2 separate regions of the Homo sapiens genome follow, and region 1 is linked to region 2. A link is a contact called in ENCODE Hi-C or POLR2A ChIA-PET data. All regions are on one chromosome and are shown on one strand. The core of a region is the stretch at or near the end of the contact, and the rest is flanking DNA. Distances in the headings are between cores, read along the strand shown. Region 1 holds the start of FLJ20712 (a long non-coding RNA gene). Region 2 overlaps BBS9 (Bardet-Biedl syndrome 9).

What was found. Hi-C counts contacts between places; a loop is a spot of excess contacts on that map. ChIA-PET counts read pairs that join two places held with the same protein, here RNA polymerase II (POLR2A). Pooled maps may share reads with other maps.
Region 1: a loop to region 2 is called in a map of endothelial cell of umbilical vein, with 2.3 times the contacts of the local background. The contact joins the promoter of FLJ20712 here to the enhancer-like site in region 2. A Hi-C loop is called at or near these places in 2 of 168 maps with a recorded cell type or tissue (PC-3 and endothelial cell of umbilical vein) and 1 of 50 pooled maps. POLR2A ChIA-PET finds 5 or more read pairs at or near these places in 2 of 52 experiments (AG04449 and endothelial cell of umbilical vein).

The regions. Positions count from the first base shown.
Region 1 is chr7:33,724,340-33,728,113 of GRCh38, reverse strand. FLJ20712 (a long non-coding RNA gene) reads right to left here and starts at 2,133. Exons shown (of 2, transcript NR_165282.1): 1 at 2,005-2,133; 2 at 1-586.
Region 2 is chr7:33,588,647-33,592,393 of GRCh38, reverse strand. All of the region lies in intron 21 of BBS9 (Bardet-Biedl syndrome 9), which reads right to left. Among named protein-coding and RNA genes, the nearest start is that of FLJ20712, 140 kb to the left of the region's middle. Within about 2 kb of position 1,318, at least 2 of the 41 ENCODE cell types and tissues checked have a DNase peak (open chromatin) inside an H3K27ac peak, as active enhancers do; they include PC-3 and endothelial cell of umbilical vein, where a contact is called at or near this core.

The sequences.
Region 1 (3,774 bases), core at 884-3,383, 130 kb before region 2:
TTCTGCCTGCAAACGCAGATCTAACTGGATCCCAGAGACGATCACTACCTCCCTTATTCTTCACCATCTCTATGGAAGGAACCCCTACCTCCTCCCTGGGGCAAGGTGCATGGGAAACTGAGTCTGCACCACCCATGGGGCAAGGCTGCCATGCTTGGACAGAGAGGCCAGGCATTCCAGACAACTCCCCCTGCCCCACCCCCACAAGGAGAGCCTGAGGGGTAGGGTGAGGAGGTGCTGGGGAGTTTCCAGTTTCAGGAGCTGTTTGCCCTAAGATGGAGAAAGACAGGTCACAGCGGTGCTCCAGTGCAGATTTGAACAATTTGTTGCAGCCACAGGAAACTTCCGAAATGTCTTTCCCAGCAGCTCTGCCTCCGCCAGGAGCAGGAGCATGTTTGTGTGGCTGCAGGGCACCGGGAGCAGCGCTCTGTGCTCTCCCGGCTCCCTGTGGCAACAGGAGCAAGAACTTCGGGGGGTCAGGCATAGAAACCACAGCAATGAGATCTGACTTCAAAAACACAGAGCCGCGATGTCCACTTCCAGAACACACAACATCTGGATGGATCACCAACAAGATTCCTGCGACCTGAGGTGGAGGCAGGGCAGGAGGCGTGCCTCGGGCCTTGTGGCTTGTGGGGAAAACCTGTCTCCCTCGCAGCCCCCCACCCCCCTCCTTCACTCACGCCTGCATTGTTGTGGGGCTCCCAAGTGAGTGTTCTCTAAGCACTCTAGTGGCCTCATTCCCAAACACTCCTCCCATCACTTTATCCCCAGCTCTAAAAATTGTTCTTGCTTCCTCTTAGCCTAGAGCAGTGCTTGAAGGAGGATAGAAATTTCCTGGGGGTCTTGTTAAAATGCAGGTTGTGATTCAGCAGGCCTGGGGTGAGCCCGGGCTTCTGCGTGTCTAACAAGCTTTCAAGTCCAAGGATGCTGTTGGTCCCAGGACCACACTTTGAATGGCAAAGGCCAGTACGTATGTCCCAGATTCCTAAGTCTGGTGTTCAAAACTCTGGGCCCCTCCCCCTAGACTACCTTTCTTACCTCCTTGATCTCTTCCCCACCCCTGCGATGCTCCGGGCAGAGTCACCTGCCAGCCCACAGGCACACCCACACCCCAGCTTGCCCACCGCGGGGGTTCTGTGCCCACCATTTCCCTCAGCAGGAAAGCTAGCACCCAGCTCTGCCGTTCAAATCTTACCTCCTTCAAGTCCTAGCCTTCCCATAAAGACCATTGTCTTCCTTACAGGAAGAGCTGCATTCCAGAGCCATGGCATACAAAGGGAACAATCTCTGCTTTCTCAGGAAGTGTCAAACCCAGACACTGTTTGGGAGAGACAGATCTGGGCCGCCTCCCTAGAGTGGTGGAGCAACCCCTGAAAGCTGCCTTGGCTGGGACCATGGCTCTCCGATGGGAAGGCCTGCTGCATGATGGCCCTTTCGGAAGGGCATTCACTAGAGTCTGGTATGCTTAACAATTTGGAAACCAGGGTCCGTCATGCAGTGAATACATGTGTCTGAGAAAATCTGGCTGATACAGATAGAATTTCATTTTCATGCTTCACCTTGGTAAGGCCAAATACCAGCTAATGAAAAGTGGATTATGAATTCTTTTTCTTTTTGAGATACAGTGTCACTATGTCGCCCAGGCTGGAGGTGCAGTGGTTCGATCTCATCTCACTGCAACCTCCACCTCCCGGGTTCAAGCGATTCTCATGCCTCAGCCTCCTGACCTAGCTGGGATTATTGGTGTGCATCACCACGCCAGGCTAATTTTTGTATTTTCAGTAGAGACGGGGTTTCGCCATGTTAGCCAGACTGGTCTTGAACACCTGGCCTCAAGTGATCTGCCCACCTCGGTCTCCCAAAGTGTGGGGATTACAGGTGTGAGCCATCGCACCTGGCCTGTACTTTCTATAAAAATATTTTATACCATCTGATATTTAACTGGAAAATGACTGCAGAACTCTTAGCCATCCTTTGTTTTAAATATTCAAAAGCACTTACCTGACACAGGCCCCTAAGAAAGGCTATCTGGGGCACTCTTTTAGTTTTTCTGTTTTATTCCTGATGGTGAAATTCCAGCCAAGATTTTCTGGTTGTGGAACCTCTTCTGATTCTGCCGTTTCACTGACTGGAAATGATTGCTAATTGGAATGAAAATTTTCATCTTATCTGCCCCTCTGTTATTTTGCAGAGGAGGGTGTGGTGTTATCAGTTTGCAGTGGGGTTTAGGGGTGGTGTCAGCCTTGCAGAAGGTTTGGTGGGTTTTCATTTCCCTGGCTTTGCTATCTGCTGTTTTGAGGGAAATGGGTAACCGGATCTTAGAATCCCTGGATGTGAAGAGATAACATTGACTATAGGCAATTCTATTTACTGATAAAAATAATATAGTTTTCAAACAGTCCCACAATGAGTCACTTCTAAATAGTCAGAAATACATTTCCTGCTATTATTCTTTGAGACTGAATTGATAATTTTATAAAATTACTCCCCTCACTAAGGTAGTCCTATTGAATGCATGCCGAATTTGCAACATGGTCTTAAATCTGCAGTACCCTGGTCTTTTGGGACCCACCAGATATGAATCAAAGTCCCGAGCATATTCTCTCATAAGAAATGTACTCTACTTGCTTCTTGCTGTTCACGTTACCAAGAAAAAGAAATGTATTCTACATCTAGCTCCCCTTCCTGAAAATAACAAAGAATAGCATCAGAGCAAGAGTCAGACAAAATCTACTGGCAAGAGTCCAGAATGTCAGGGCACTAGCTCTTCAGCCATCCCCCTCTTTGGCAAAAGGCAAACATCACAAATCACTGATAAGCCAAAGCCTCATCTAAGCACCGAGTGTGGCTGTGGGCTCTTGAAGCAAAAGTCAAGAGACCTGGATGCTATGTCCTGCTGCTTTGCCCCTCAACAGCTTGGTTACTTTGGGCAAGTCTTTTAATCAATGTGAGCCTCAGCTTCCTTATCTGGAAAATGGGGTTAACGACTGCCCCACTTACCTTGCAGGATGGCTGTGACAGTCAAGCCAGATTGTTCCTGGGCAAGCACCTTCTAAATTTACACAAAGAGGTGAGTGCCATGTGATTGGCAGGGAGTATCCGCTGCCGGTTCTGGGGCTCAACAAAGCAGTTCTGTCTTCTGCTGTGCTCCCAGCCTTCCCTCCCAACCTGGGTTACCTTTTAAAGATAGAAGAATTGGCTGGGAGCAGTGGCTCACGCCTGTAATCCCAGCACTTTGGGAGGCTGAGGCAGGCAGATCACGAGGTCCACAGATCGAGACCATCCTGGCCAACCTGGTGAAACCCCGTCTCTACTAAAAATACAAAAATTAGCTGGGCGTGGTGGCACACACCTGTAGTCCCAGCTATTCGGGAGGCTGAGGCAGGAGAATCTCTTGAACCCAGGAGACAGAGGTTGCAGTGAGCCAAGATCGCTCCACTGCACTCCAGGCTGGTGACAGAACAAGATTCTGTCTCCAAAAAAAGACAGAAGAATTATGGGGGATAGGGGTCGAAGTGGAAGAAGGAAAGCAACAGATATTTTAGAGGGATCAGAGCCCTGTCCATTTCACATGTGATTCTTTGAATCTGTCTCCTGCATGTCCTCACTGAGTCCCCAAACAAATTCCCCAATCCCATCTTGTCACCCAGCTCAGTAACAGAATTAGTTAATCCCAGTTAACCTAGATAACTTATCTTTTCCCCATTCCTAAAGAACAGAGGCCATCATTGTGTCTCCACAGGCTCTCTCAAGGGAGATTACCCTTCATCT
Region 2 (3,747 bases), core at 69-2,568:
AAGTATCATGTATCTTGAGCAAAGTCAAAGTCTGGGCCTTCATTCCCTTTCCTTTCAATGCAGAAAATATAGCATGTGCTTTCTGAGAGATTAGGATTAAATTAGATGCTTGTAATGGGGCTCATCACAATGCCCGGCACAGAGAAAGACTCCCAGTAAATGTTAGCTATTATTTTCAGTTCTAACTCCCAATATATATTAGTCATTACAAGTTACAGCCAAATACACATGAAACTGCAGGCCATGAATACAGCATAAATTTATATATGACTTTCTAAAAAACGCTCAGGTAAAAAAGTTGAGGATGGAGTAAGTAGACCAGTGGTGGAATGTTCATAGCTGAACTCAGTGGTGAATGGCAAAATTGTCACCAAGGCATTAAAAGTAATTCACATGAAAATACTGTACACATCCCTTTTAAAATGAAACCACGGATAGTCTACTATCATAGATAACCACTCCTCTGAGATTACAATAGGAATTTTTAAAGGGCTCAAATGATGATGATGATGATGATGATGATGATGGCGACGACGGCCAGGGGTACATAATCACATTCATTGTTTTCTATTTACCAGCAGTGCTATTACTACTGAGAAATGCAAACCCACAAGATAATATGACACAAATGGATGAAACATTAAGATAAAAGGGTAAAACAGTGGTAGGTTTGCTTTCTCATGGGAAATCGTAATGGCCAGCAGCTGAACCTTGAAAGAGGAAGTCTGCTGATCTAGTGTTACTAAACATAGGAGGCAGCCAAGGAACAGAGAAATAGAGCAATGTATTTAAATGTATGCCTTGAAGGAAGCAAACACCAATTATTTTTATATGACTTTAATTCTCCCAGTGAATACTTTACGGGTGTTGGCAAGTCCTTCTGGAAAAGGAAGGGATTATTAATGAAGGATTCAGTGGCAACTGCTCACCAGTGCTCTAAGAAATAACACTTAACAAAGAATCATTTAGTTCACACCTCATCTCTAAAGACATAGAAATTTTAAGGATCCTTTTAAAAAATAGTAAAATATTACATTCACATGCAAAGCCCTTTCTATTTTAGTTTCCAAATGATTCTATAGCCTGTGTGATAAACAAATCAGCTTCCCACAGGAAAATAAACATATAGAGGGAAGGAGTTAAATTTTTTTCCTCTTATGCAAAGAGTAGGTGCTTAATATTTACTTGTTGACTTAAAAAGGAATTCATGAAACTTGAGGAAATACAGCCTTTAAAAAAAAAGTCATCATTTAAGAATGTTCCACCACATCCTTCCAGGATTGTGGGCTGAGCACAGCCCACTAATGTATAGGCTAGTAAATCTAAGGAAATGACCAATCAGCTCCTGTATTCTATCCTGTTTCTCCAAAAACATAACCCATTCACTCAAGCAAATTCCTATATTATGTAAAATGAAATCTCTCTAGCTAACTGCCTGCTCTTAAAATTCTCCAGTTGCTTCAAAAGCATGGCCTCTGGAGCTAAACCGTCAGAATTTTAATCCCAGCTCCATGATTATTAGTTTTTTTTTTAAAAAAGAAAAACTATTTACTTGATCTTTCTCTGCTTCAATTTCCTTATTTGTAAAATGCAGATAATAATTATACCTAGTTCATAGGGTATTGTAAAGATTAAGTGAGTAAATGGATGTAAAGCGCTTCAAATGGTGCCTGACTCATAGTAAATGATACACAAGTGTTATAATAATAAGCATTTACAGCATCAGCATCATTTTTGCCCTATACTGCCAAATTATTCCAGTCTAAGCCTGAGATTCTCATGTAAGATGAGTGGGGAACTGAAGGTACAAAGGGTAGTAAATTTTAGGAAGACAGAGCAGCAACTATAGCTATCTAGGAACACCAATAGTTGGGTTAAATATTCAAATAAAACCTTAATTGGTTGTCTGATCTGGTAAAAAAAAAAAAAAAAAACAAAAAAACAAAAAAACAAACAGTGGCCAGTAAGAAATAACAGCTTTGTAAAGAAAGAACAAAGATTAGGGTCCAGATCAATAATAGAGGACAACAATATACATCAAATCAAGAAAAATTAACTATCTCTTGACCCCACTTTCATGCCAGCATTTTCTTCCGTTTCTTTGCTCCTCTTAGCAGCAAAGCTTCTCCGAAGAGTTCTCTATATATGCTCTTTACAACTCTTCTTTTTTCCTTTCTCTCACACATCCATCCCAGTCTAGCTTTTGCCTCTGCCACTCTACAGAAGCTGCCCAAGATCACAATGATCTTCACATGGTTCCATCAATGGGCTAATTTTCAGCTCTCAGCTGACTTGATCTGTGAGCAGCATTTGACACAGCTGATCATTCAGTCTTCCTTGAAACTTTTTTTGCTTGACTTCTAGGATACCACATTCTACTGCTTTTCCTGTTACCTCACTGCAGGCTCTTTTTCAGTATTCTTTGCTGGTTCCTTCTCTTCTCCCAAACTTCCTAAAAGTTACAATATCCAGCACTCAGTTTTTGGTCCTCATCTCTTTTCTAAACTTACTCCCTTGGTGACTTTATCCAGTCTTCTGGCTTTAAAGTAACATTTTCATGCTGACAACTCCTAATTTTGTAACTTCAGCCCAGATTTCTCTCCTGAACCCCAGATTCATACCCAACTTCTTACTTAATATCTCCACTTAGATCTCTAACAGCATCTCAAACTCAACATGTCCCAAACTTTACTCTTATCCTTCACAAACCTTTCCCATCTCACCCCACAGCCTTCCCCATCTCAACTCCACCCTTTCAGTGTCTCGAGCCAAAACTACTAGAGTCATTCTAAATTCCCTTCTTCCTCTCACATATCATGTCCATTTTGTTAGGAAATTCTATTGTTTCAACATTTGAAATATATCCAGAATAAGACCATTTCTCACCACTACTACCACTTTGGTACAATCTATCATCATCTCTTACCTGAATTACAGTAATCTGCAGTTTTGCTGTCTGCAGTTTAAGTTACCTGCAATCAACCACAGTCTGAAATATTAAATAAAAAATTCCAGAAATAATTCACAAGTTTTAAATTGCACTCTGTTTTGGGTAGTGTGATGAAATCCTGGGTCATCCTTCTCCATCCTGCATGGGACGTAACTCATCCCTTTGTTCAGCACATCCATGCTGCATATGCTGCCTGCCTGTTATTGTATAGGAAAACACAACATTTTTTCATAGTACAGGGTTCAGTACTATCTGCAGTTTCAGGCAACCACTGGGAGTCTCAGAACACATCCTCCATGGATAAGGAGGGAATTACTGTATTGCTAAATTGCTTCTCTGAGTAACCCTTAAACTGGACTGCCCATTTTTACCTCTGACCCCCACTATAGTCTATTCTCAAAAGAGTAACCCGTGATCGTTTTAAAAGGTAAAGTCATGTCATTCCTTCATTCAAAATGGCTTTCCCCATTTCACCCAGAGGAAAAGCAAATGAGCAAATGTCTGCACAAAGGCTGCACATGATCTGGTCCCTCCAGCCTCCTCTCCTACCACACCACCTCACTGTCCTCTTTGCTGTCCCTGGAACACACCAGGCCCATTCCCACTTTAGGGATGGTGCTGACCATTCCCTTTACCTGAAACACTTGTCCCTCTGATTTCTGCATGAATAATTCCCTCACCTTCTTCAAGTCTTTCTTCAAAAATTGTCTTGTGAACAAAGCCTATCCTGACCACCCAATTTGAAATTATGACCATGTGGCCCCCACCCCTTTTCTGACACACATTTTCTTTTTCTG